Linked DNA regions of Homo sapiens: regions 1, 3 and 4 are each linked to region 2. A link is a contact called in ENCODE Hi-C or POLR2A ChIA-PET data. All regions are on one chromosome and are shown on one strand. The core of a region is the stretch at or near the end of the contact, and the rest is flanking DNA. Distances in the headings are between cores, read along the strand shown. Region 1 holds the start of RRM2 (ribonucleotide reductase regulatory subunit M2). Region 2 holds the start of SLC66A3 (solute carrier family 66 member 3). Region 3 holds the start of ADAM17 (ADAM metallopeptidase domain 17). Region 4 holds the start of KLF11 (KLF transcription factor 11).

Evidence for each region. A loop is a pair of places that touch in the nucleus more often than their neighbours do. ChIA-PET counts read pairs that join two places held with the same protein, here RNA polymerase II (POLR2A). Pooled maps may share reads with other maps.
Region 1: a pooled map shows a loop between it and region 2 (22-fold over the local background). The contact joins the promoter of RRM2 here to the promoter of SLC66A3 in region 2. A Hi-C loop is called at or near these places in 2 of 37 single-sample maps with no recorded cell type and 12 of 50 pooled maps.
Region 3: a loop to region 2 is called in a pooled map, with 15 times the contacts of the local background. The contact joins the promoter of ADAM17 here to the promoter of SLC66A3 in region 2. A Hi-C loop is called at or near these places in 7 of 50 pooled maps. POLR2A ChIA-PET finds 5 or more read pairs at or near these places in 2 of 52 experiments (GM10248 and activated T-cell).
Region 4: a map of B cell shows a loop between it and region 2 (8-fold over the local background). The contact joins the promoter of KLF11 here to the promoter of SLC66A3 in region 2. A Hi-C loop is called at or near these places in 2 of 168 maps with a recorded cell type or tissue (B cell and CD8-positive, alpha-beta T cell) and 6 of 50 pooled maps. POLR2A ChIA-PET finds 5 or more read pairs at or near these places in 1 of 52 experiments (activated B cell).

Annotation. Positions count from the first base shown.
Region 1 is chr2:10,117,758-10,124,420 of GRCh38, forward strand. It overlaps RRM2 (ribonucleotide reductase regulatory subunit M2), which reads left to right and starts at 4,982. Exons shown (of 10, transcript NM_001034.4): 1 at 4,982-5,140; 2 at 5,226-5,300; 3 at 5,630-5,773; 4 at 5,979-6,095. The coding sequence starts at 5,042. RefSeq lists enhancers at 1,769-2,712, 2,713-3,655, 3,704-4,259, 4,017-4,086, 4,107-4,216 and silencers at 4,437-5,036, 4,443-4,943.
Region 2 is chr2:11,150,612-11,158,063 of GRCh38, forward strand. SLC66A3 (solute carrier family 66 member 3) reads left to right here and starts at 4,856. Exons shown (of 7, transcript NM_152391.5): 1 at 4,856-5,078. The coding sequence starts at 4,936. CIMIP5 (ciliary microtubule inner protein 5) reads left to right here. Exons shown (of 3, transcript NM_001371321.1): 3 at 1-706. RefSeq lists an enhancer at 1,687-2,187 and silencers at 4,443-4,922, 5,033-5,272.
Region 3 is chr2:9,554,572-9,561,341 of GRCh38, forward strand. ADAM17 (ADAM metallopeptidase domain 17) reads right to left here and starts at 1,259. Exons shown (of 19, transcript NM_003183.6): 1 at 938-1,259. The coding sequence starts at 1,034. RefSeq lists silencers at 269-563, 1,178-1,467, 1,698-1,917, 1,889-2,183.
Region 4 is chr2:10,037,476-10,044,799 of GRCh38, forward strand. It overlaps KLF11 (KLF transcription factor 11), which reads left to right and starts at 6,075. Exons shown (of 4, transcript NM_003597.5): 1 at 6,075-6,283. The coding sequence starts at 6,242. It overlaps KLF11-DT (KLF11 divergent transcript), which reads right to left and starts at 5,926. Exons shown (of 3, transcript NR_135558.1): 1 at 5,835-5,926; 2 at 5,158-5,529; 3 at 4,078-4,176. It overlaps LOC112268412 (a long non-coding RNA gene), which reads left to right. Exons shown (of 2, transcript XR_002959369.2): 2 at 903-1,129. RefSeq lists a promoter at 5,333-6,232 and silencers at 5,919-6,148, 6,439-6,488, 6,609-6,658, 6,699-6,768.

The DNA.
Region 1 (6,663 bases), core at 3,732-6,231, 1.0 Mb before region 2:
GACAAGGTCTATGTTGCCTAGGCTGGTGTTGAACTTCTGGGCTCAAGCCATCCTCCCACCTCAGCCTCCCAAAGTGCTAGGATTACAGGTGTGAGCCACCATGCCGGCCAGTTGTCATTTTAAAGTGCTAATATTTGCAACATGATGGAGATTACATCTCCTGTAACTATTTATGACTAAAAGTTTAAATGTCAGTTTAATTCTTATTTATTTTAGTTTTAGAGACAGGGGTCTTGCTGTGTTGCCCAGGCTGGTTTCAAATACCTGGTCTCAAGCAATTCTCCTTCCTCAGCCTCTGGAGTAGCTGGGAGTATAAGGGTGTGCCACTGTGCCTGGCTAAATGTCTATTTTAAATGTGTGTAAAGTGGCACATAACTGTTCAACATCATTTTAGAGGTTATCTGAGCACGAAGAAAATCATTAATCCCAAAGGCTCTGCACTGTGCTGGCTGCCTCATCCTCACCATCTCCTGAAAATGGCCTCTCAGTGGCTGAAGCTCTCCAATGCGAATGTTCTAGACACAAATGATGTGGTGACACTCACATCAGCATCAAACAGCTCCATCTGGTTGTCCACCCTGCTTCCTGCTTAACCATTTCCTGCTGACTTCTGAGTGAGTGACACATAAACTAACTACAAAGTTGAACTGGGCTGCTCCTGAGACTTGTGGTTGTGGTGCTGCTGTGCTGTGCTACATTAAGAATGTTGGGCTGGGCGCAAGGGCTCATGCCTGTCATCCCAGCACTTTGGGAGGCCGAGGTAGAAGGATAGCTTGAGCCCAGGAGTTTGAGCCCAGCCTGGGCAATATCGTGAGACCTCATCTATATATATATATATATAAATATACGTAATTGGCAGTTCATATTAAAACAAAGTTTTTGAGAGTCTGGAATTCTGGAGTTAGTCAGACCTGGGTTCAAATCCTAGCTATATTATCACGTATGAAGTCTTCTTGCCAATAACTTTTAGCCTTAGGCTAATAACGATCCCCCGCCGGACTTTTTTTTTTTTTTTTGAGACGGAATTTCATTCTTGTTGCCCAGGTTGGAGTGCAATGGTGTGATCTCGGCTCACTGAAACCTCTGCCTCCTGGGTTCAAATGATTCTCCTGCCTCAGCCTCCCAAGTAGCGGGAACCCAAGTAGCGGGAATTACAGGCGCCTGCTGCCACGTCTGGCTAATTTTTGTATTTTTAGTAGAGATGGGGTTTCCCTATATTGACCAGGCTGCTCTCAAACTCCTGACCTCAGGTGATCTGCCTGCCTCACCCTCCCAAAGTGCTGGGATTACAGGCGTGAACCTCCAAGCAGGGCCTAATAAAGCCTTTTGACCTAACTTCCAGTGTAGAGTACAGGGGTCAGGAAAACAAGTTCATTGACACTGTGAATAAACAATTAGGCAAATGTAGAATGTGGGACATTCTACAAGAAAACTGGCCTGTACTTCAAAGTCAATGTCGTGGGGAAAAGAAGTGGAGGAGCTTTACTAAGAGTCTAAAGCAACATAATAAACGCAATGCATGTGATTAATTAGATACTGCACAAAAAAATAAATCCAAAAAACTATGAGACATTTTTGAAACAATTGGAAAAACAGGAATATGGACTGGATATTAGGTTATATTAGAGAATTATTGTTAGTTTTCCTAGGGATAAATGTGGTATTGTGGTGATATTAACAGAGTGTCCTAATTTTTAGGAGCTGAAACGTTTAGGGGTGATGGGTTATGATATCTATCACTCACTTTCAAATGATCCATAAAAAAGCATAAGCCTCATACACCCACAGAGGGGGTGTCTGCCACATTTGCCATGAAGCAAATATGGCAAAATGGAAACAGCTGTTGAATCCTAGCTGGTGGGTGAACACTAGGAATCCTTCCATTATTCTGTATGTTGAAAACATTCATAGTAAAAAGCTAGGCTAAAAACGTTCTGCTGTGCAGTTGTGCTGTGCGACCTTGGGCAGTTTCCTTGCCTCCCAGGCCTTCATTTCATCACCTATGAAAAGGGTTAAAAATACCAACCCCGGTGGGGCGGTGGCTCACGCCTGTAATCTGAGCATTTTGGGAGGCCAAGGCGGGTGGATGGCTTGAGCCCAGGGGTTCAAGACCAGCCCGGGTAACATACCGAGAACCCATCTCTACAAAAAATTAAAAAATTAGCCTGGCGTAGTGGTGCCTGCCTTGAGTCCCAGCTACTCGGGAGGCTGAGGTGGGAGGATCGCTTGAGCTCGGATAGTTGAGGCTGCAGTGAGCTATCATGGAGCCACCAGACTGGGCAACAGAGCAAGACCCTGTCTCAAAACAAAAAACAAAAAACTCAAACAGCCTCACATGATCCAGGCGCCCAGAGGCTGTGGGTGCTGCAGCCTTAATTATTATTATGACCACCTTCGGCACGGCGTCTGGTACACAGTGAGTGCTGAGCTCCCCGAGCCGCGGTTTCTCCACCCTAATGGTGAACAGCCTTTTGGAAGTCGCGCTAACCTTGGCCTGAGACCTGCAAACTTGCCCAGGCTGGGGCGTGTGAACCGGCGAGCGCGCAGCGGAAACGGGGCGGGGCACCTGAGGCTGGGAATGCAGAGGAGCCTTCCGGGGGGCGGGGCGGGGCCTCCCGTGCAGACCAATGGTGGAGTAGATGCAGATGTCAAAACGCGCGCTCAAGTGGCTTCCGCCAGGAATCCCGACGCTTAGGGAGGCGGAGGGAGGATCGCTTGAGACCAGCCTGGGCAAACAAGCGAGACCCTCGTCTGTTTACTTAAATAAAACCAAAAAAACGAGCACCGAGGGAAAAAGGAGTGAATCCCGGGGCTAGCAGCAGCCTGCGGCGGGCGCTCTCCCGGGAGTGGCTGCACCGCCCGACCTCCCCGGAGGCGGAACCGCCCGCATTGCCGCGTGGCCCTGGGCGCCGCCACCTCCTCCGCAGCGGGGCAAAGTTGCCGGACCTGGGGGCAGGAGGGCCACGCCGAGATGACTCAGGTTTAGCGCGGGAGGGGAGGATGGCGACTTCACCCGGCCTTTAACAACACGTACGCATCTTTCGGCGTCTTCTACAATGGCTATGTTAATTACGTGGCCAGGAACTAAACTATCAATGAAGCCACCTCTGACTACTTCAGTTACAGTGAGTTTAACAGGAGCAAAAAAGCACGTGGCGCCCTAGGGCAACCGAAACGAGGGTTTTAGACGCTGATTATGGGAAATTGAAATCTGAGTTGAGTATGAGATGACACCAATAAATTATAATTTTGTTAGATAATAGCTTTATCAGCCATAAAGTAATCAATAAAAATACCAGTTTCCTGGAGATGGATGCTTTAGTGTGTTTGGGGTGAAAATGGCGATGAATGGCGAGTTGCTTTAAACAAATCATGGTACACCAAAGTTTTAGTTGTGGCTTTGTGTAAGGAATGTGATGGGCACTTATTCCTGCAACACGAGAATACTATGATTTACAAGTCCGTAGTACTTTTAAGAAATGAGAGAAACAGACCTAGGTGGGGAGGGTACCTGTCCCACCCCACCCTCTTTAAAGTATCTTATCTAGAAAAGGCTTTGTGAAAAAAAAAGTCCCGGGTCTCTCTCAATAACAGCCCTGAGCGCAGCTGTTGAAGCTTTCTCAGGTTAATGATTTCTTTCTTGGATCTTAAAGTTTCTTTCTCTTCCTTTATTTTTGGCATTTTGCCCGTTGCAGGGCCTGGCAAATCAGAAAGCCACATAGAAAATTAAATGAAAGCTATTGCTAAGTTCCAGTCTCTACACCAGTGGAGTTTTCAAACTCCTCTTCAGCATATTTGACGCCCAATGAGTAGTACATTAATTCCTAGTCCTAAAATCATTCTGTGAACTTTCTCCCAGGAATTTTTGCTCAGTTTGCAATTAAAACAACTTTTTTTCTTCTCTTTTTAATGGCAGAGGCGGGGTCTCACTATGTTGCCCAGGATGGTCTCCAGCTCCTGGCCTCAAACAATCCTCCTGCCTTGGCCTCCCAAAGTGCTGGGATTACAGGCGTGAGCCACCGCGCCCAGCCACAGTTTGCAATTCTTAAGGCAAGGGTGACAATAGGGGTCAGGGGTCTGACAGGAGACAGGATTTCTGTGGAAAACTGCACCAAGGGCCTTCTCGCCATGTCCCGTAGTTTGAAGGTTTACAAAGGACTGCACATTTTACATGAGTCATCTCAACGAACGCTCTCCTCACCGCATTAACAGTCCACGCGGTTACGAGTCCCATTTTACTCACGGGGACACCGAATCTGTAAGAAGCCTGGTCGCTTGTCCCAGCAAAACGAGCCACGGGGCTCAGCGGCCCTAACTTTTAGGCTGTAGGGTCCTCGCCGACCACCCCGCCAAAATGTCAGGCCTCGGGGCCCTTGCACCCCCACCGCAGGGACACGGATCGAAAGGGTCGCAGCAACGCCTCCCCCGCACCCAGGAGCGTTTTCCAGGCCTTTGCACCAACCTCGTTGGCTAAGCCCCCTGCCCGGCGGCGGCCCGGCTGGGAGGAGGTGCTTTCGGGAGGCGGGGCCGCGGCCCGGGGATCCTCTCGCGCCCGCGGGCTCCAATCGCTGCTCCTCACGCAATCCTAAACGGTTCCCGGGCGAACCGGGGCCCGCGCGCGCCAAGGCCGCCGAGACCCTCAGGGGCTGCGGCCCTGGTCCCGCGGGACCTGTGGGGGCCTGGGCGGCGGCGCCCCCGACCCAGCCAGCGGACGGGCCGGGGGGGGAACCGGGAGGTCCCGGGGGGCGTCCACGGGGGTGTCCCCGGGGGTCTCCGGAAGGCGCCGGCGGAGGCTCCCGCGCTGCGCTTGAAAATCGCGCGCGGCCCCGCGGCCAGCCTGGGTAGGGGCAAGGCGCAGCCAATGGGAAGGGTCGGAGGCATGGCACAGCCAATGGGAAGGGCCGGGGCACCAAAGCCAATGGGAAGGGCCGGGAGCGCGCGGCGCGGGAGATTTAAAGGCTGCTGGAGTGAGGGGTCGCCCGTGCACCCTGTCCCAGCCGTCCTGTCCTGGCTGCTCGCTCTGCTTCGCTGCGCCTCCACTATGCTCTCCCTCCGTGTCCCGCTCGCGCCCATCACGGACCCGCAGCAGCTGCAGCTCTCGCCGCTGAAGGGGCTCAGCTTGGTCGACAAGGAGAACACGGTGAGCCCGCGGGGAGGGCGCTGCGGGCAGGGGAGGGAGGCAGGGAAAGCGAAGCCGCTCCTCACTCACACGCGTCTCCCCGCAGCCGCCGGCCCTGAGCGGGACCCGCGTCCTGGCCAGCAAGACCGCGAGGAGGATCTTCCAGGAGCCCACGGAGCCGGTGAGTGGCGGGCGTGGGGCAGAGGGGCCAGGGACGGCCTTGGGCGTCTTGGCGCCAAAGCCGCATTGTTTCCTCAGCTGTTCACACTCCCGCCCCGGCTCCTTTCCCGCCTAGGCGGCCCCTCCCCAGGGCTGCCTCCCGCGCCCCTCGGCCCATTTCCCGGTTCGGGCGTGCGCTCCTCTGCTGCGACCCACGGAGTGCGACGGGACAGCCACGTTTTCACATCGGGCCCCGTGAAATTGCCGCCAATGGAAAGGACTTGGTCCAGAAAAACGTTAGTTTCATATGGTTCGCCCGGTACTTAAATGTTTTATTTTCTCCCCCAACAGAAAACTAAAGCAGCTGCCCCCGGCGTGGAGGATGAGCCGCTGCTGAGAGAAAACCCCCGCCGCTTTGTCATCTTCCCCATCGAGTACCATGATATCTGGCAGATGTATAAGAAGGCAGAGGCTTCCTTTTGGACCGCCGAGGAGGTAATCGGAGGACCCCAGAAGACCCCTGCAGGGGTGACCGTCACGCCTCAGACATAAATGCACTTGGAGGTTCCCGTTGGCAAGGGGGGCTAACTGTGGGGCATAGTAAGTGGTGCCAGCATACTTAAAGTTTGAGTGCTCAGTGTGAGTCCTGTAGGCTTTACTCTCTTCCTTTTATGCTAAAATTGTGACTTCCGAACCTCAGGTGGACCTCTCCAAGGACATTCAGCACTGGGAATCCCTGAAACCCGAGGAGAGATATTTTATATCCCATGTTCTGGCTTTCTTTGCAGCAAGCGATGGCATAGTAAATGAAAACTTGGTGAGTTTCCAAAACATCTTTCATTCATTTGACGTTGACGATCTGAGGTCGAACTAGTTCGCTTTCCTCGTCTTGTATGTTTTTCCATGCTGAGTGCATCTGTGTGTGTAAGCTGGGTTTTATATTACATGGCATTTCCTGTTTTGTAACACTTTGCAGTTCTTTCTTATGGTATTTTCCCGACTCTAGAGAAGCTGAGACAATATTAAGTGGTAGCAATGTGATGACTCTTTGTGGCCACCACATCTGCCCCCTCTTTTTTTTTTTTTTTTTGAGACAGAGTCTCACTCTGGCCCAGGCTGGAGTGCAGTGGTGTGATCTTGGCTCACTGCAACCTCCGCCTCCTGGGTTCAAGCGATTCCCCAACCTCAGCCTCATGAGTACCTGGGATTACAGACGTGCGCCACCATGCCTAGCTAATATCTGTATTTTTAGTAGAGACAGGGTTTTACCATGTTGGCCAGGCTGGTCTCGAACTGCTGACCTCAGGTGATCCACCCACCTTGGCCTCCCAAAGTGTTGGGATTACAGGCGTGAGCCACCACGCCCGGCTCTGCTCCCTCCTTTT
Region 2 (7,452 bases), core at 3,606-6,105:
GTGAGCCACCGTGCCCGGTGGTTTAGGAATTTTTTTTTTTAATGAAGGTGGGGGAATGGCCACTGTGAAAGAAAAATAAATCTCAACTCCAAAATCACTAAGCTAAGGGAAAAGTCAAGCTGGGAACCTGCCTCCCATTTTAATTCCTGAATAAGATGGCTATAAAGATAAAACAGCTACATGCCTCCCTCACAATTTGCCCACAAGGAAATTCCTTGTGGGCCTCAAGATCTTTACCCTACTCAGGATCATGCCAAGAATTAAAAAAAAAAACAAAAAACAAAACTTTACCCTGAAACATTTCTGTTGAATTCATCCTGGCAATGTAAACTGATAGCTGATCTTAACAGGTGCAGGACAGAAAATCATTCCTCTGCTCACCTGAGAGAAATGCTTATCTGATTGCTTCCTCAGACCTACTGTGTATGTAAAAATGAAGATTCACTGAGCCAGACTAGATTGTGAATTCACTGAAAGGCTGATCAAGGACTCAAAAGAATGCAAGCTTTTGTCTCTTATCTACCTATGACCTGGAAGCCCCCCTCTTCGAGTTGTCCTGTGTTACTGGATGGAACCAAAGTATATCTTACATATATTAATTGATGTCTCAGGTCTCCCTAAAATGCACAAAAGCAAGCTGTACCCCAGCCACCTTGGGGACGTGTCGTCAGGACCTGTTGGCAAAATAAACTTTTAAATTGCTTGAGACCTGTCTCAGATATTTTGGGTTTACTGCCACCACCAATGGCTCTCGAGTTCAGATCTCCTCTGTTGAAGAGAGTCAGGGGGTGAGGGTGGGGGAGGCATGGAATCAGTTTCTGCTCAATTCCATGTTCCCACGTGAAGGTGTAACCACCTAAAGGGCTCACCTTGCCCGCTGCCTAGACAGACCCCATTTATCAAGACAGGGGAAAGAGCAATTCACACAGAGCCAGCTGTGCGGGAGATTGGAGCTTAATTATTACTCAAATCAGTCTCCCTGAGCAGAGCATTCGGGGATGGAAGTGTTTTTGTTTTTGGTTTGGTTTGGTTTGGTTTTAGACGGAGTCTCGCTCTGTCACCCACTCTGTCTGGAGTGCAGTGGCACGATCTCGGCCCAGTGCAACCTGTGCCTCCTGGATTCAAGTGATTCTCCTGCCTCAGCCACCAGAGTAGCTGGGATTATAGGCACAAATCACCATGCCTGGCTAATTTTTGTTTTTAGTAGAGACGGGGTTTGGCCATGTTGGCCAGGCTGGTCTCTTACTCCTGACCTCAGGTGATCTGCACGCCTCAGCCTCCCAAAGTGCTGGGATTACAGGCGTGAGCCACCGCGCTCCGACTGGGGATGGAAGTTTTTAAAGATAATTTGGCCAGTAGGGGCTTGGGAAGTGGAAAGTGCTGATTGGTGAGGATGGAGATGGAATCACACGGGGGTCGAAGTGAAGTTTTCTCGCTGTCTTCTGTTCCCGAGCGGGGATTGCAGAACTGGTTGAGCCAAATAATTGGTCTGGGTGGTGTCAGCTGATCCATCCAGTGCAGGGGCTGCAAAATACCTCAAGCACTGATCTTAGGTTTTACAATAGTGATGTGATCCCCAGGAACAATTTGGGAAGGTTCAGACTCTTGCAGCCAGAGGCTGCCTGACCCTAAACTGTCATTTCTAATCTTGTAGCTAATTTGTTAGTCCTACAAAGGCAGACAGGTCCCAAGGCACAAAGGTGGTCTTTTCGGGAAAGGATTATTACTAATTTTGTTTCAGAGTCAAACCATAAACTAAATTCCTTCCCAAGGTTGGTTCAGCCTATGCCCAGGAAGGAACCAGGACAGCTTAAAGTTTAGAAGCAAGATGGGGTCAGTTAGGTCTGATTTCTTTCATTGTCATAATTTCCTGTTATAATTTTTGCAAAGGTGGTTTCAATGAGACTCCTTGGCCAGCTTCAGTCAGGGAGCTGATTCACTCTGTGCAGCTGTGGCCCAGGAGTGGGGTTAGGGTCCTGTAACAGATTGTGACCAGGGTTGCCATGTAGCTGGGGAGGAGGCAGAGGTCTCTAACATGGGGGCACTATCTTGTCCTGCAGAGATATCCCAGTGAGTGTGCACTGTAGAGACCCCCGTCCAGACACTCCCCAACCTCCTGAAGGGACAGAGGAGCCTCGCAGATCAGCTGTTTTGAGGCCATCCTCCAAGCAGAAGAGCTGGCATGCTCTTGAGATGTCCCGCTGGGCATGGGGGCTGAGACCCAAACGCCTTCCTGCATGGCCCAAACCTGGCTCCAACCTAGGACCGCCCCCATCCCCACAGCTTCAGGAGCAAAGCCAGTGCCCACAAATCCCAAAAAGGTTTTGCTAGTTTGCACCTGGTGGGGAATGACCATATACGTTGAGCACCTATTCTGTGCCTCTCAATAACCTTCTGAGCGGGATGGTTCTCCCCTTTTAAAAATGACGCTGAGGAACAGGGAAGTTAAGGTCTGTCCAAGATCATGCAGCCTGTAGGGGCCAATGCTAGGAGGACAGCTGAGGTCTGCCTAACCCCGAAGGGCCACACACCCACATCACTGCATCCTGGTCTTCACGCAAAGTAGCCAGGGAGGGGTCTAGGAGCCAGGAAGAAACCTCTTCCACAGCCCTGCCTCACCCAGCTGACCCCCAGAGCAGGCGGCTGCAGTGTCCTGGGCCAGGAGCAGCATTTGTTCCACAATGGAGGAGGCCACTCCCTGCGTGGTCCTGGGGGCACTCATACCTCTCAAAGGCCCCTCATGCTGCCTGCATCCCCAAGTGCTAGCGCAGGCTGACCCCAGGTGGGAGCAGTTCCCTCCTAAGGCTAGTCCTGGGGGCCCAGATCCTGGCCAACCCCTGGAATAAAGGCTGGGGCAGAAGGGGAAGAGGAGGGAGGGGGATTCCACTGCCATGTGGCAGGAACCAGGCACTTCCAACCAGGACCACCTCCTTGCATCAAGGGACCTATCACATGGCATGATGAAAGTAAAACACCTGGCACGCAGGAGGCACTCAACAGGTTCTAGATGTTCCTATAGTCATTGCTGCTGATGCTTGTTAAAAAGCTCTTTACGCTGGGCGCGGTGGCTCATGCCTGTAATCCCAGCACTTTGGGAGGCCAAGGCAGGTGGATCACCTGAGGTCAGGAGTTCGAAACCCCGTCTGTACTAAAAATACAAAAATTAGCCGGGAGTGGTGGCACATGCCTGTAATTCCAGCTACTTGGGAGGCAGAGGCAGGAGAATCACTTGAACCCCGGAGGTGGAGGTCGCAGTGAGCAGAGATCGTGCCACTGCACTCCAGCCTGGGCGACAAGAGTGAAACTCCGTCTCAAAAAAAAAAAAAAGCTCTTCTCTATTTTCTTCTTCAAAAAATTTATATACATATTATTTATTTATTTTTGAGACAGGGTCTGGCTCTGTCTCCCAGGCTAGAGTGAAGTGGCGCGATCTCGACTCACTGCAACCTCCGCCTCCTGGGTTCAAGCCATCCTCCTGTCTCAGCCTCCCGAGTAGCTGGGACCACAGGCACGCGCCACCACGCTCGGCTAATTTTTGTATTTTTAGTAGAGGCGGGGGTTTCCCTATGTTGCTCAGGCTGGTCTTGAACTCCTGGCCTCAAGCAATCTTCCCGCTTCGCGGGGTCAATAACGATCAGTATCGATCTAGCCAGGGCAGGTCCAAGCCGTTTCCTTTAAGGGTTCCCTTCTGAACATCCTTTTCTCATTTAGACTTGGGAGGCAGGACTCAGCACCTGTTTTTTTTTTTCCATAGGCGGAGGTGATGGGCCGGTGAGGCTGGAGAGAAAGAGCCTCGGCCAGAATTCCGAACTCCGAAGCTGACCCAGCTCCCGTCCCTCACACTTCCCGGCTGAGATTTATGGCACAAAACCAGGGATCGTGGATTCTGGCATTGCATTTTGGTGCTTTTTTGCCTGCTTCATAACCAGGCCCTAATACACAGGCGATTTTCAGAGGTTGGAAAATGCGTCCTTCCCTTTCCCTCAGTTTGTGGCTTAGACGGCCACGTCCAAGTTACTTTATCAGGAGAAATCCTTAAGAAACAGTTTCACTGTGAAGTGCTCAAGTTCAAGGCTTCCGGTGGCCCCTCAGGGCCCACGCCGCTAGGAGGGAAGCCTTCAGTCCCAGGCTGGAGACAGGCCGCGTGCTCTGAAAGGGCACAAATGAGGCGACCCTGGGGCTCTGGTCCCAGAAAGTCTCTCCAGCCTGGTTCCCCACCTGTAAGTCGGGAGGGTGCACTCAGCCCTTAAGCAGGAGGCTTTAACTCCTGAAATGCTTAGTGAGAGAAACTAAAACACTTGCAGGGAGGGAAAAATCCCGGCAGAATGGCCCATCCCCCGGGGCCATTTGCCTCTCGGTCCACCCAACCCGTGGAAAAGCCGGACTTCCAGGGCGGCTCCCGGCGGCGGCTAAACTATCGGGTGGCAAGAACGCGGAAATGCGAAGCAGCTGCTGGTGGAGCCCGCAGGCCAGGGTGGGACTGTCGCCCGGGGCGGGGCTAGGAGGGGAGGGGCGGGGCGAGGAGGGGCGGGGCGAGGCGAGGTTGGCCACGGGATTGGGCTAGGTGAGGCCGACCGGGAGGGGGCGAATCTGGGGGCGGGGCGAGATGAGGGTAGTCCGAGGACTGAGCGAGCCCGGGCGGGCCCGTAGGCGAGGCGAGATGAGGCTGGCCAGGGGGCGGGGCGGGCCCGGGCGGGAGGGGCGGGGCGGGGCGGGCCCGGGCGGGAGGGGCGGGGCGGGCCCGGGGGCGGGGTGCGTCCAGGGGAGGGGCGGAGCGAGGCGGGTCCGGGGCCTGGCGGCGCGCGGAGGGGCGGGCCCTGGCCGGGTGGTCCCGGGCGGATCCCGGGAAGGCGGAAGGCTTCGGCAGAGCTGCGCCGCCGAGGCTGAGCGGTCCCTTCTCGCTGCGGCCGCCCAGGTGCCCGCGCCCGTGGCGCTATGGAGGCGGCGCTGCTGGGGCTGTGTAACTGGAGCACGCTGGGCGTGTGCGCCGCGCTGAAGCTGCCGCAGATCTCCGCTGTGCTAGCGGCGCGCAGCGCGCGGGGCCTCAGCCTTCCGAGTTTACTTCTGGAGCTGGCAGGGTAAGGCCCGGGGCGGCCGGGGCTGCCTCCTGCCCCCTCGCAGCTGCTGCCGGCTGGGAGCCCAGGAGAGCCTCGGCTCGAAGTAGGGCGGGGATGATCCCCGCGCGCCGGCGTCGCAGCTGGGCGGCCGAGGGTGAACTAGGGAGCCTAGGGGCTCGGGGTGCTCTTCCCACGGCCACCCGCCACCCGCGTACATTGTTTCTCACCAAGCCCCGCGTGGCACGAATTGATTGCGCACGCCCATTTTACAGATGAGAAAACAGACCCAGCGGAGGCAGCCCTTGGTGCGCTAGTGACAAAACCTGCTGGCCCTGAGCAAGGCCATTTGCACCTCGAGGCTGTCATATTCATTGTCCCTAAACTCACCACGCACCGTCAACCTCGTTCTCGGGCCTCGGTTTCCTCACCTGTGAAATAAGGGGTTGAACTAAGAATGTATGAATCTCTTCTCTTCTCCCGGTGATTGGTGGGGAATCTTTCCTGGTTATTTAATGAGATTCCTTGGGAGAGGGTCTTAAGACAATTGCATTTCTTGTAGAAAGAAGTTTCCTTAGTCATCTGTAAGGAAGTTGGAGAGTCTCTGCAGTTGGGAAGGGGTGACGGAAAGGTCGTTAAATCCTTGATTCTGAGGCAGCTTCTAAGGCTTTCCTATTCAAAGTATTCATCATGCCAGAGCGCCAAACTTTTGGGGTATCATTTTTGAGCCCCAACAATAGGAAAACACATACCTCAACCTAGTGGTCTCGCCCCTTCCCCCTGGCCAGGCCAGGCCTTCCCCTTTGCCCCCCGCCATCACCCAGTGGGGTCTGAAGCCTGGTCCTCCACACAAGCCTTCCTGGTGGGCGGGGTGGGGGGTGCGGCATACAGGATGGGAAGAAGCCAAGGGGTGCGGGGGAGAAAGAGGAGACCTCAGGTGTGGGAGGGTGAGGGGTCCCACTCAGGCTTTGGACCCCGCGCCGGCCCTATGGAGCCCGGCCCTGGGCACAGTCATCCAATAGGGGGCTTTGAGGGGAAATTTTTGGGAAAGGCTTGCAGTGGGAGGGACTGTGACCTCTTCCAGGCTTGTGAGTGACTCTACCCTGCGGGGTGGGGAGGGGGGGGTCCCAGGCTGGATGGCAGGGTTGAGAGGCACCCAGGGGAGGTGGGCAGCATGCGTTTCAGGTTGGTGCCACCACCAGGCTGGGAGCAGAGAGGCTGGAGCGATGAGGTTGTGGCAAAGGACACAGGCTGGAAGTGGCTGTGGTGACTGTTCAGGTGGGAGAGGGGACAAGGGCATGAAAGCCAGGAGTGGGATTTGGCCTCGGCCCCTTGCTAGGTCCCTGAGCTGGGGAAGCTGAAGCTGGACCCATGAAGGAAAAGAAGCCAGGCTGTCTGTAGAGTCTATAGATTCCCTCCTGCCGCCAGCCCCTAGGCCTGCATTTCCACCACTTTTGCAGCATTGCTTGAAAAATGCAAACCCTCAGAGATACGCAGGTGAGGGCTCCTATTAGATCTGCCAGCTGTCACCTCTCCCAGCTCACCTTAGTGAAAGCTAGACCTCTGGCAGTGGAAGGATCTTCCTGGGCATGGGAGCTCAAGGGTTGGGTGGGGCAGCAGCTTGCTGCCATCCCTGCTGGCCTGTCTAAGGGTCTTGCAGTTGATCACGTGCAGGTAAAGGGGGCTCTGTCGGGGCTGGTGCACCAGCTCTGCAGCCTCCAAGCCAGGGCCAGGGCCAGGCACACAGACTTCTGTAAAATGGGCTTGGCTGTGTCAGGACCCATCCTCCTGGCCCTCCTGTCTCCCTGCCTGCCTCCCTCATGCCCTTCCCAGCCTTGCCTGGGAGGCCCACCTGGGGCTGGCCATGCTTGCCAGCTGGGCCCCCGGGCCCCTGACCAGATCAGGCAGCAGCCGGAGTTAGAGCAGAAGGAACCCCAGGGCTGTCGCAGTCAGCCACCTGGAGGGCACGGGCCCTCTTTGGGTCTCCATTTGAGCAAACTAAGAGCCTGGTTTTGAGAGCACTGAGTCAATTGGAGCATGAAGTGTGTCTTAATAATGCCAGAAAAGCCTTTTTAGTGTGGCTTGGTGTGAAGGGCAGGAGCCTCTGCCCAGGGACCTGCCTCTGCCACCCAGGGGCATTCCTTGTAGCTGGAGCCTTCCCCCTCGCAAGTTCCCAACCTTGCTGCTTCTCCTGCCTCCAGGGCTCTGCTGGGCTCTGCCTCCCTGCTCTCTGCAGCCAGGAGCCTCCTGGAGCACAAGATTCATCCAACCTGCCCTGCCTGCAGCCTTCCATGGACTGCGGCCCTCCCACGGTGGACCCTTAGGCTGTAGAGCCTTGGCCTCTGGGTAGGATGCCTTTGGAGCCCACCCCTTGCTCCAGGTCACTTGTCCCCCAGCC
Region 3 (6,770 bases), core at 9-2,508, 1.6 Mb before region 2:
TACAACCATGCAAGCCTACAATTTCACACACTGGGAAAACATTATTTCACACTTTATTACTAATTAAAGTATCTTACACGTCAATTTTTGAAAGATAAAAGGATTTTAAAATACACTAAAAGTTCACGCAAACTTACTTCCACCAAAGTTCAGATCCCTTAATGCATCTCCATCCTTAAAATCCAATCTCTCTGGAAAATCTAATGAAATAGGAACCCTCTACTTTCTAGCCTCTAAATTCATCAAACTCGTCACTCTTGATAATTTCTTTGTTTAAAAGTGCAAGGAAAGCATTCATAGTGGCAGCATCACGAGTTGGCTTACCAGGTTTCCGCCTCCCCCCATCTCCCAAGCACCTCCAATAAGCTACAATTGAAATAACCAAGAACGTGCTTAGGATGTTCGCAAAAACACAACTCTTAAGACTCCAACTCCAGTCTCCGCCTCCCAACGAGATTACTGCATAAGTACCTCCTACAGCAGAAATTCTAGTTCCCTCCTTCGAGGACCAGGAAGAATTCTGGAGCTTTGGGCCCTTCCTTTCTGGCTCTGGTAGGAACACACAACACTAGATTTGTTCCCTACTAAGGCAAGAACCCTGACCACATCTCCCTCTCCAAACAAGATCCAGCCACCCTACTCCTTACCGCTTTCCCAACACCCTCCCCGAACACAAAGCTAGGGAGCAAACCCCTCTCAGGCGCTCAGTCACTACATGGAGCCCGTCCAGTAGCCCTTTCCCACTCAGAGACAGGCCCATCTCCTTTATTCTTTCCCCAAACTCCGAGAGCCACACCCCCTTCTACACTGAAAACTTAGGGACGCGCCACCATCGCCAATACCCCGCCCCCAAACACCTGATAGACCCAGCTCCCCTGCTCTTCCCTCAAACGAGCGCTCCAGGCGCCGGCCTAAGCCAACTCCCCTGGGTCTTTACCGAGTCTCTGGTGGGGGCCGAAGCCCGGGTCATCCGGAGGTCGCGGCGCCAGCACGAAAGGAACCACGCTGGTCAGGAATAGGAGAGACTGCCTCATGTTCCCGGCCCCGCTACCGACTCCACCTCTCTGGGCAGCCTTCGCCTGACGGGGTTTCGGAAAACTGCTCACATCGGGGGAGGACGGGATCCGCCCGGCCTAGCCCCTCAATCCTCTTTTCCCTCCCGCGCCGCCTACTGGGAAGATTCTACCGCCAGGCTCGACGCCCCCAGAAGTGCAGGTGGCGTTACCAAAGGCCGGCTCAGCCAGCTTCCGGCCGCCGCTGTCCCCCGCACCACCCACAGCCGGAAGCCGGCTGCCGCGCGGCATCCCGGGAGGCTCCGCTTGCCCCGCCCCACGCCGGTGCGCCGCGGGCCTCTGGTCCGCTGCCGTGTTCGGCCCCGCCCGTCACGTCTAGCTGGGGCTCGCCCGGCGCCTTCCTGGACGCAGACGTATGAGTCCCAACTCCACCCAGTCCGGCCTGGCCTCTGTCCCCGGGTGACCGCGGAATGGGGGGGCGGGAGCTAGCGAGCAGGCCCTCAAGCGCGTCTGGCCGCCTCCTTTGTCTTGATGCCCACGTCTGGTTAGGACCCCTGCTGTCCATTTTATTAAAGGAGCTGTAGAAAGCGGCCTGGGGCCCAGCGACCTGCCCAGGGCGGACGAGGAGGCGCGACTGGCCCGATGCCGCAGGCTCTCTGCCCAGTGTGCTCAGGTGGGAGGGCGGGGACATGAATCGAGCCACAGAGTGCCCTGGGCACGGACCCCCCGCCCCCCCCGGCCCCGGGCCCCGAGCCCCGAGCCCCGAGCCCGGCCACCGAAGCCCGTGCCACTCGCCAGCTCCTGCGAGACGAGCCTTTCGAGCGCAGCTCAGGCATTTGGTTCAGGGTCCTACTGCCGGAGTCGTCTGAGGCCTCCATCCGTCTGTCGTCACGAAAAAGGTTTTGGGGGGACTAATAAGCACTTCCTGAATGCACATTTGCTCCACGCCCCTGCTGTAGGGAGAGGGTCTGCAGACACTTCAACAAATAGAATCCTAGGACCTTACCTGTGAGTACAAGAGCTGGAATCTTCCCACCAACTTCTTAAAATTCAATCCTATACTTGGTCCATTTAGCTTAGACTGGAAATTTCCCAAGGCAGTTTGTTTTGCAATCTTTTGCATGATTTTAGCTCTGTATAGTTTAGTGAATGTTTATGGTACTGAATAAAACAGTCTAAAAACGTTGGGTACATGTTGCTGTTTTATTTAGTTCAACCAAAGTTTATAAAAGTAGGACATAATACGTTTTCCACTTAAGAGTGAGACAGCCTTTATTATGAAACGGTAAATTGTTAGGAATACTAGTCCTATTCAAGTTTCAAGGCTTATTCCTAATAAAATACTCAAACTGTGGTTAAAATTTATGTTAATGGTGGTTTGCCGCAGTAAAATATCAGCGTCTTTTTCAACAATACATTGTTGGCTAAAATTAACCGGACCTGGTCTGTACATCTGAAGTATAAAATATCTTTATTAAACATACCCATTAGTGGCATACCTAGTCAAAAAGTAAGCAGAATTTCACATGCAAATTGTATACAATCTGTAAAAATTGTATTCCATAAGAATGTGACAGTTGAGTACGGTTTTTGGGGGGCTTTTTTGGTGTACCATAATAATGTCATCTGGTTTCTTTTCTGAACATCCAGTCACCATAATGTCCGGCTTGTAACTTTAGTAGATCGTAGATTGTATTATTTTGGTATCCCCAACAGCTCTTGTACAGTGCCTTGCTCATAGAAGGTACTTAGCTGTTTAGTAAATGCCGTTTAAAAAAAAAATCCCGATCCATTTTCTTTTCTTTTTTTTGGGGGGGGGTGGTGGGGGAAAGAGTTTCGCTCTTATTGCCCAGGCTGGAGTGCAATGGCGTGATCTTGGCCCACTACAACCGACTGAACACCTCCTAGGTTTAAGCGATTCTCCTGTCTCAGCCTCCCAAGTAACTGGGATTACAGGCGCCCGCCACCACGCCCAGCTAATTTTTGTATTTTTAGTAGAGATGGCATTTCACCACGTTGGCCAGGCTGGTCTCAAACTCCTGACCTTAGGTGATCCACCCGCCTCGGCCTCCCAAAGTGCCAGGATTATAAGCGTGAGCCACCGCGCCTGGCCTGAATAACCAGAAGTCCTAGATTTCCAGGGACATTCCAAATTTCAAGTAATCTTTTCAATTCACAAATCAGGACCCAAATTATTCCAATTTGCAGTTCATCTTTCATTTATCAATTGTGCATACTTTTAAGATAAAAGAGCACCACGTGGGGGAGATAAAGAGCCAAAGGAATATGGTAAGAGGGGCACTGGATAGATTAATTAGTTTATCTTTTTTTTTTTTTTTTTTTTTTTTTGAGACGGAGTCTTGCTCTGTTGCCAGGCTGGAGTGCAGTGGCATGATCTTGGCTCACTGCAGCTTCTGCCTCCCAGGTTCAAGGGATTCTCCTGCCTCAGCCTCCCAAGTAGGTGGGACTACAGTTGTGCGCCACCATGCCCAGCTAATTTTTGTATTTTCAGTAGAGACAGGGTTTCACCATGTTGGCCAGACTGGTCTGGATCTCCTGACCTCGTGATCTGCCCGCCTTGGCCTCCAAAGTGCTGGGATTACAGGCATGAGCCACCGCGCCCGGCTCTTTTATCTTTTGAGACGGTCTGGCTCTGCAGCCAAGGATGGAGTACCGTGACACAATCACAGCTCACTGCAGTCTCGACCTCCTGGGCTCAAGCAATCCTCCAGCCTCACCCTCCTCAGTAGCTGGGACCACAGGCATGCACCACCACACCTGGCTAATCTTTACATTTTTTTTATAGAAGTGGAGTCTCGCTATGTTCCTCAGGCTGATCTCAAACTCCTGGCCTCCCAGAGTGCTGGGATTACAGGTATGAGCCACTGCACTCAGCACCAAAATAATTTTTTAAAACTATATACCCCCTGGCCAGACGTGGTGGCTCACACCTGTAATCCCAGCACTTTGGGAGGCCGAGGCAGGCGGATCACGAGGTCAGGAGATCAAGACCATCCTGGCTAACACGGTGAAACCCCGTCTCTACTAAAAATACAAAAAATTAGCCAGCGCAGTGGCACGTGCCTGTAGTCCAAGCTACTTGGGAGGCTGAGGCAGGAGAATCACTTGAACCCTGGAGGTGGGGGTTGCAATGAGCCGAGATAGCGCCACTGCACTCCAGCCTGGGCGACAGAGGGAGACTCCATCTCAAAAAAAAAAACAACTATATACCCCCTAGGTGTATCTTTAAAGTTTTTCATCATTAGCGTAGTAGTAGCAAATTATGAAACTTTCAGCATAAATACTGACATTTAAAATTAAAGCTGTTAGGTCATTATTTTAAAGTTTTCCAATAGAGTATAAATACCTCAAAGATTTGACAGCCACAGTGGTAGCCCAGCCTCCAAGATGGCCCCCAATGATGCCTGCTTCCTCTTCTACACTGGGCCATAGTTGGTCTGTGACCACTAGCATGCAGCCGAAGTGATGTCACTTCTGAGGTTAGGACACAAGAAACTCTGTCCTCCATCTCAGGTGCTCTCTTGCTTGCTTGTTTCCTCTTGAATCACACACTCTGGGGGAAGCCAGCTTTCATGTCATGAGAACACTCAGGAAAACTATGGAGAGGTCCAATAGAACAGGTCAGCAGCCAACAAACACCAAGGAGCTGCCAAAGACTATGTGAGTGAGCTTGGAAGGAATTCAGCCCCAGGCAAGCTTTAAGATCACTGCAGCCCCTGACCTACCATCTGACTATAACTAAGCTACTCCCAGATTCCTCAGCCTCAGAAGCTGGGAGATAAGTGTTCGTGGTTCTAAAGCTCCTAAATTAGGGGTAATTTGTTACACAGCCACTATCATCTGTTCAAAAAAATACGTAAACAAGTTGATGGGATCCTGGGTTCTTAACACCTGAAGTGATGCTTTTAATTTAGGATTTAATAAAGATAATTAAAAATATTTCCTGAGGTTCCCCAATCCCATGCTGTGGAATTAATTATTCATAATTTAGATACCGCAAGTGAATTTAAGAGTAAACATTTGCAGTTATTAAACACATGAGCCACATATGGTTCTGCAGTTAACTACCAAACCCACACAAGTACCAGTAAAACCTTGTCTAAATGACCAGAGAACTAACTGGTTCTGGCTGGGTGTTTTGTTTCCTTCTATCTATTTCTCTAGCTCTATTTCTCTTATTAGCCAATTTTGTCTTACACCAACCCCACCAGTTTTTATAGATGGATAGAGCCATCCTCACTGTTTCTAAAATGGTAATTATTCCTGCATTTGTATGCTTTTTTGCTGATGAACAAATCTGTGGAAAGCAGTCGCTTTAAGTATGAGTCAACCCACAAATAAGACAACAGATGCCACTTAATGAAAAATAGGACTTTATACAAAGTCATGTGCCAAGAACTCTAATTTCTAAGGTTTTGGTTAAGAAATTTTAACCCATTTTAGAAAAAATCAACCTTTTTTTTTTTTTTTTTTTTGAGACGGAGTCTTGCTCTGTCGCCAGGCTGGAGTGCAGTGGCGCGATCTCAGCTCACTGCAACCTCCGCCTCCCGGGTTCAAGTGATTCTCCTGCCTCAGCCTCCCGAGTAGCTGGGACTACAGGCATGCGCCACCACGCCCAGCTAATTTTTGTATTTTTAGTAGAGACGGGGTTTCACCATATTGTCCAGGATGGTTTCAATCTCTTGACCTCATGATCCGCCCACCTCGGCCTCCCAAAGTGCTGGGATTACAGGCATAAGCCACCGTGCCCGGGCAAAATCAACCTTTTAGAAAAATGACAAATATGCATGGGACAAAGCAGAGACATCTGCAGATCCTCACTGATGAACAGATGATTTTGGGGGGAATTTTTTTTAATTGTTATAAAGTCTCCTTTCTTTCTTTTTTTTTTTTAGAGACAGGGTTTCACCATGTTGCCCAGGTTGGTCTCGAATTCCTGGGCTCAAGCGATCCACCCACCTCGGCCTCCTAAGGTGCTAGGATTACAGGTGTGAGCCACCACATCCCACTGATATGAACCACCATTGTGTGCAGAAGTATCATACATCCTACATATTGTATGCCACATAAAATATGGAGCTGTGTCTGTTCTTTTCCTTCTTAAATCCCTGCCTCTCTCCCTTGAGATCTCGGGGTAATTGAACCACATGAATAACTGAACTTAGAGAGCAGACTAGATAAAGAGAACAAATGGAAACTTGTGCTGGTTTGAAATTACCTCAGGTCTGAAGTGGCCAGAAGTCATTACTCTTGGGTTGACAGGCCCCAGAGAGGAGACTCTCACCAATTACCCTCCAGTTCCACAGCAGCCAGAGACCTTAATTGAAAAGCTGTTCTACTTAGGGCTCTTCAGAAAAACCGAACTTGATTGTTCAATGTTTAAATTCTGAAAATTTTACTAATATTTTAAGAATTATACCAAAGAGATACACATTATACCTTTGGCCTCAAAGAAATTATACTCTAAAAGATAGATATATATAAACACACAAACACCCAAATGCATCAGGAAAAATAAGGATCATGGATTTTTTTCACGTTAACTTTTTGGGTTTGTGTTTTTTTTGAGATGGGGTCTCGGTCTGCCACCCAGGGTGGAATGCAGTAGCACAATCTCGGCTGACTACAACCCCTGTCTTCTGGGTTCAAGCGATTGCTTGTGCCTCAGCCTCCCGAGTAGCTGGGACTACAGGCGTGCACCACCATGCCCAACTAATTTTTATATTTGTATAACAG
Region 4 (7,324 bases), core at 4,825-7,324, 1.1 Mb before region 2:
AACCACTGGCCTGGACAAAGGCCTAAGCGTCTTCCTAGGCTTATTTCAATTCACTGGGCACCCACCGCATAGGAGGGGCTTGTGCCAAGAGCTGGAGAATGCAAAGGCGGACGAGGTATGAAGCTGGTACCAAAAGGGCACCTCTGTTTCCTGGGTGGCTACCTCCTAGCTGTCCTTAACACCCAGCTCAAATGATGTCTTCTTTGGGCACTGTCCCAGACCAGCCCTCCCACCAGTTCCTCAGACACGAGTAATCGGGTCCCACCTCTTCCCCCGACGCCTGTGCCAGCACGGCTCTTGGTATATAGGATGTACCATTGTTTGTGAGTCAGTTTCCTGCTGAACAGTAGGGATGGGAAGGGCCGAGGGTGGCTCCTGTTCCTCCACGGTCCCACAGCCCTGAGCACCAAGGGGTCCCATTCCCCAACATAGACTGTACTAGCCCAGCCTCTGCAAGGCCCCTGCCAAGTGCCCATGTCCTCAAAGAAGCTTTCAGGGCCCACTACACCCATAGCCCCATTCTGGGGCTTTCCTTTGGCAAAAGTTGCAGATTGGGCCATGTGGCCCCCCTACTCTGAGCCTAAAAGCCTAAGCCAACCTGGTTCTCCCTCTTGGGAGGTTTGAAGACGTATCACACAGTGAGGTTGTAGCGCAGCCTGGAGACACAGAAAGAAGGCCGAGTGCAGCCACTGAGGCAGCCAGAACCACGTGGCAGGAGGTGTGTCCAGTGTGGGGAGGGGTATGGCAGCCACAGCAGGAACAAACTGCACTGGCCTCCTCACCCTCCCTGGAGTGATGGGACTGAGCACCCCCTTTTGTGCCTGGTGGGAGCTGCCCACAGCCCCCGACTCTGGGCCAGCTTACAAGGACTCAGCACGTGCTCTTAGCAGCCTCTTTTCCAGGGGCAGGCAGCTGGGACAAAGCAGCACTGGACCCGAGCTGGAGGGATGGATCCCGGGCCCTCCACTCACTGGCCGACAATGACGGGCAAGTGGCTTCACCTCTCGTCCCTCAGTGACTTCATCTATAAATGGGGCTGAAATCAGGGAATCAAAAGGCATGAAGAGCTAGCCCCTAGCATGACACTTGGCCTACTTTTGGTATTTAATAAACGTCTTCTGACCTGGTCCTCCTTCGTACCTCAACCACATCAGACACAGCGTCATGATGATTTTTCCCCTGAGCAAAGTGGCTTTGTGTGAAGTTGCTAGGCCTGAGTTTCCCCATCTAAAATACGCAGGTTGACCTGGATGATCTGTGCCTCAGCTACACCTACAGACCTCTCTGCTCACCATCATGAGTGCCCCTAGCAAAGGGAGACAGGGGCCCTGGGGTGTTGGGAGGAATGGACACTCAATTTCCAGTCAGGCATTGAACAGGTCAGTGGATTAGTGGGTCTGTGATTCATTCATCCATCCATTTTGTCAACCATTTGTTAGATCATTTGTCAACCAGCCAGCCAGCCCAGTGGCTGGTCAGCTCACAGCATATTCTGGTCCTTGTACTGCTTCCAGCCCAGTAAACTCAACCAAAGAGAAAGAGAACAGAAGAATGAGAATAAACAAACTCCAACTGCCCACAACAACACACTGAGTGAAAGAAGCCAGACCCCAAACTGAACATACTGTATGATTTTCTTTGTATTATAAAAGTGTCACACACACACAAAAAGTGTCAGTACATCCAAAACCAACCGAAAGTGTCAGAAGCCATGATAAGGATTATCCTATGCAGGGGATCAGGGAAACGGTAAGTAGTGACTGGACGGCAGCTCATGGGGCTTTTGGGATTCTGGTAATATTCTGTTTCTAAATCTGGGTGCTGGTGACACAGTGTTTGCCTAGCGAAAATTCATTGAATTGTACATTTAAGTTTTTACACTTTCCTGTATCTACGCTATGCTATAGTTCAATAAAAATTTACCCAAAAAAATAATAAAAGAAAGAAAAGAAAAGCAAGAAAAAGCAAGGAAATGCACAGAGCAGTTAACTCAGCAATTCCAGTTCTAAGAGCTGCTTATCCTGTAGTTATCCTTCCAGGTGGGCAAATGATGGAGGGGCATGATGTTCCTGGAAAACTGGAAACCTAAAAGTCTTGGTTATTCAACCAGAATGTTAAATAAACAACACATCCATATGATGGAATATTACTTAACCATTACAAAGTATGATCGTTATGTACCAATTGCAATAAGCCCTTAGACTGAAAAGTCAGTAAGTGAGCCCAGGAGGTATACAGCACTACCCTCTGTAGCAGCAAGCGTGCATAGCCACAGGCTCTCTCTGGAACGACACAGGAGAAAGTGGTGGCATTCTGGCCTGCAGGCTCACGCTCTCCCCTTAGGGGATGTTATCTGTGGCCACATCCAGTCTGCCTGCCAGACCATGCTCTTCCCGAGGGTCTACGGAGCCTGGTGCCAGTAGTCTTAGTTCAGTCTCCAAGTGAATGATTCGCAATAGTCTGTAGCTTACAAATTGCCATCCCTCTGACTGCGGGCAGGGCCAGATTCAGGGGTTTGGCGACGACCACAGACTGTCTGTCCATCTGGAAGATGGGCTAGATGTGCGCAGAACAGGGGCTCATGGCTGAAGAGGGCACAGTTCCCACATGCGCCTGCTGTCCAAGGAGCAGAAACAGACCCTGGGGCAAGAGAAGCCAGAGTGCCAGTTCAGGGAGAGCTGCTGCCGCCTTCTGTCCTGCAGGAAAGAAGACTTGGCAAGGTCACACCGGCAAAACAAGGATTTGTATGCAGGTCTGACTCCAAAGCCCGGGCATGCTGCCTTCTGCAGAGGCCAATCAGGGAGGGCTTCACTGGGGAGTCATATGCAGTCTTTTTTTCTTTTTTTTTTTCTTTTTTGAGACGGAGTTTCACTCTTGTAGCCCAGGCTGGAGTGCAATGGCATGACCTCGGCTCACTGCAACCTCTGCTTCCTGGGTTCAAGCGATTCTCCTGCCTCAGCCTCCCGAGTAGCTAGGATTACTGGCTGATTTTTTGTATTTTTAGTAGAGACGGGGTTTCACCATGCTGGCCAGGCTGGCCTCAAACTCCTGACCTCAGGTGATCTGTCTGCCTCGGCCTCTTGAAGTGCTGGGATTACAGGCGTGAGCCACCGCGCCCGGCGGTCTCATGCAGTTTTGCAAAGTCAAAGCAGACGAGGGTTGGCATGTTCCACGCAGAAGGAATGCTGTCTAGAAACAGAAGAGAGTGGCGTGACCTTGAGAGTACAGGGTTCTGTATTGGGTCAGTGGGGGCAGGAAGGCAGCAGGGAAAGCAATTTGGGAAACTGGTCAGAAATGATGCAGGAAGTGCTGGCTGGAGCCTGGCTACAAAGACTCATGGGTTCCTGGCCATGGAGCCTGAAGTCAGTCCTATAACTGTTTGGATTCCAACTGACGGCTTGAATACAGGTTCAGCTCCACCTCTGCTTCCAGAAGATCATTCTGGCAGTGAGGTGAGGGCAGATTGTAGGGCGTCTGGCTGGAGGGAGGGAGACCTGTTGGGAGGCAGTGGCAACAATTCAGGTGAGCAGGTGGTGGCCAGGACAAGGGCTGGCGTGGGTGACATAAGAGTTTGAGAGGAACTGAGAAGGAAGAAGGGCATGTAATTGGCGGAAGACAGCAACTGTGCGAAAGGGAGGAGGTAAAGGTGACGCTCAGGTTTCTAGATCAAGGAACAGGGTCTCCAGTTGTACCCTTCACGGAGGTGAGAAATCCAGATTTGGCTGGAATCCGAGTTCAGTTTTTTGTTTGTTTTTTTGAGACTGAGTCTCTGACGCCCAGGCTGGAGTGCAGTGGTGCGATCTCGGCTCACTGCAATCTCTGCCTCCTGGGTTCAAGCGATTCTCCTGCCTTAGTCTCCTGAGTAGCTGGGATTACAGGCGCCTGCCACCGTGCCAGGCTAATTTTTGTATTTTTAGAAGAGACGGGGTTTCATCATGTTGGCCGGGCTGGTCTTCAACTCCTGACCTCAGGTGATCCGCCCGCCTCGGCCTCCCAAAGTGCTGGGATTACAGGCGTGAGCCACCGCGCCCGGCCCTGAGTTCAGTTTTTTTAAGGACACAATTAGAGGTGCTCACGGGATGTTCAAGCAGGGAGGCTGGTGGATACCTTCGATTCGCTCGTTCACCTACGTGGACTTATTAAACAGCCAGGCTCCCTGGCCTTGGGAGAGTCCTTCTGGTGGGGAGACAGATGATAAATAACTGAAGTAATGGAAAAGGGGCAGTTCAAGAAAAGTGTTGTGGAGGAAGAAAACAAGAAAGCCCGCCAGAAGGGGACTGGAGGTCGGCCCCGAGGGTGTGTCCGCTAGAGGGGGCCTCTCCAGGTGGACTGCGGGTGAGAGTAAAGGGGGCATGTGGGGGAAAAGCATTCTAGGGAACAGCAAGTGCGAGGACCTGGAGACGGCAGAGGGGCTGGTGGGACAGGCGCCCAAGAGGAGGCCCAGGCTGTCCCTCCGGGGCGTGGGGAGAGGCATGGGGCTGGGTCCCTGCAGGAGCTCACAAGCCACAGTGGGGAGCAGAAGCGTTACGCTGAGTACAGTGGGAGCCACTGAAAGGGTTAAAGACCCCTGGGGGTGCTGAGTGGGAAGAGGCTCTGGGAGCTGGAGTGGACGCAGGGAGACCAGTTATAAGGCGAATGCAGGAGTCCAGGCAAAAGAGAATATTCCAGTGTGTATCTTAAGACTTAACTTTTTACACACAGAACACCCTGCGCCCCTCTCAGAGCCTCCGGGGTCTTCATGCGAGCAGTTTATCACGGTTCTTTCGTCTTAAACCCTCTTACTATTTCAGCAAACACCCTCTCCTCAGCCTGGTCAACCCCTCTGCCCAACCCGAGTGGGCCCCGAAGGAACAAGTGGGGACCAGAGTCCTGCTCATGTGAGTGGTGGGGCCCAGCCCGTTCCCCTAAGACCAGAATTCTCTCGCTCAGAGCAAAGCCCCGGGGTGCCGGGATTCTCTCTCTGCTCCCGCTCCCTGGATGGAGCTTTTAAAAAAGGAGGATTCCTCACTGCGGCCTCTGCCCCTTGCACTGAGCGCCAACCCGCATCACAGCTCAGCAAAGGCGCGCGCAGTGAACAGACGGAGGAGGGGTGGCTCCTCGCTGAGCTGAAGGCTGCGGCGACGAAAATAAACAGCATGGTTCCTGCTCTCCACGAACCTGGCGCTGCAGACGTGGGCAAACCACACCAAGAGACGCGAGCAACCGAAATATAGGGAGAAAAAAAAAGGTGCCCTGGACAGCGGGCTAGATGTCTCCTGCAGGCTCGAGGACTTCCCGGAGGGGGCGGCGTTTTCTCGGGGCCTGGGAAGAATGGGCGGGTTTCAGCGGGCGCCTTCTGGGTGACTGCCCGTTTCGGCTTCCCCTGACCCCGTAACAGAGCGGAAGAGGCCCAGAGACGCCAGAGGAGGGGCGTCAGCGGGACACTCAGGCCAATAAGCTCTGACTCCCGCTGTCTGCAAAAATGACCGGATGCAGGAATGTCACCTAGAACCGGCCAGCTTTCCGACCTCTCCGGTCAAGGACGCATTCCTAAGAGACGAAGGGAGAATGACAGAAGTTAAAAACAACCAAACAAAAGCCAGGTTGAGGCCTCTAGGTGGGTCTCCGCTACCGATGGATTCAGCCGGTGGGGCTGCAGGAGGTTCCTATAAGCGTGGTCCCCTCTCCCCGCACCGAGTCCGGCCCCGGCCCTGGGATTTCCCCAGCCGCCGCCCCGCCCCCTCCGCCCCGCCGCCCCCGCCGCCCCGCCGCCCCCTCCGCCCCCGCCGCCCCCTCCGCCCCCGCCGCCCCCTCCGCCCCGCTTGCCCCTGGCGCCGCTGCGACCTTTCCCTTACTTTCCAGGGCCTCAGGCCCCGCCCCTCGCTCCGACCAAAACACGTGCCGCGTCCCGCCCTGCCCGATCACGCCGCGGCCAGGCTCCGATCACGCGGCCCCCCGCGGCGCTCATTGGCCGGCCGGGCACGAATTGGCTGGTGGTGGCCGGCCCCGCCCCGGCAGGGGCGCGGTGTATTTTGGTTCGCCTCCGCGCCCCGCCCCGCCAGCCGCTCCCTCCGCGGCCGCCCCGCCCCTCCCGCGCCGCGAGGGCCGCGCCGGGGCAGAGCCGCGCGGGCGGGCGAGGCGCGTGCCGGCCGCAGGAGCTCCGGGTTGCCGCCGCCGCCGCCGCCCGCAGCCCACGTGCGGCCGCTGCTGCGCCCGAGCTCACGCCCCGCGGCCGCTTTGTTGCTCCCGGCCGGCCTGCACGATGCACACGCCGGACTTCGCAGGCCCAGACGACGCGCGCGCAGTGAGTGGTGGGGCTGCCGCGGCGGGACTACTCGTCTGAGCGAGGGGCGAGGCGGGGGAAGTGGTGCGGCACTCGCGCGCCTGTAAATGCGGGAGGTGGGGCGTGCAGGGCTTCGCTGCGGCCGCGCCGGTAGGGGCCTGGGCGGGCTCCGGAGCCGGGCGGGGCGGCGGCCGCGACGGGCGCGCCCGGGTCGGCGGGGGCGAGGAGGGGGCGTGTTCCCCGCGCAGCTTTGTCTTGCGCTTCCTGGGCGGCCCCGCCCCGCTGGCCCCGCGGCTATTTCCAGCCATGACGTCACCCCGGTCCTGTGAGCCGGACGGCCGTTGGGCGGGGGAGCGGCTGGCGGGAACGCGGCACGCGGCCTTGGGGGCGGGGCAAGAGCTGCTGGCGGGAACGCGGCACGGTTTTGGGGGCGGGGCACGCGGCCGTCGGGCGGGTTAAGAGCGGCTAGCGGTAGTGCCGCTCGGGCCTGGGGGCGGGCAAGGTCTAGGGGCCGGGGCAACGACGGGAGGCGGGAGCGCCGCACTGCCTTGGAGGCGGGGCAACGCTTGGAGGCGGGAACGCGGCACGCGAGCGTTGGGGGCCCTAAGCGTCGCGACCTGGGGGCTTCGGGGAGGTAGCCGTGGACGTGGGCAGAGCGCGGGCCTCGTGGTGTGCGGGCACTGTGGGCCGGGCGAGCCCCTTCCCGCCCGTGTGGTGAGTCGGCCTCGGCGCCCGGTTCTGTGACATCACAGGGGGTTTAGTGGCGCAGCCTGCGGGACAGAGGCCGGGGATTTGAGGTGGCCTCGTCTTGTTTGATCTCGGGGAACCTCGGCAGACGGAAAGCTTTGATGCTTTGGTGCATGGCAGATAGAGAGGAAACGTGTATCTTCGTACATTTAAAGTTTCCTTTCCTTTTTTTTTTTTTTGATAGGGAGTCTCGCTCTATCGCCCAGGCCGGAGTGCAGTGGGCGCGCGATCTCGGCCCACTGTAACCTCCCTGGGAGGGAGGGGTATTACTCTTCTCAGAGTAATATCACCCTCTCGCCCCCGGCTTAGTTTTCT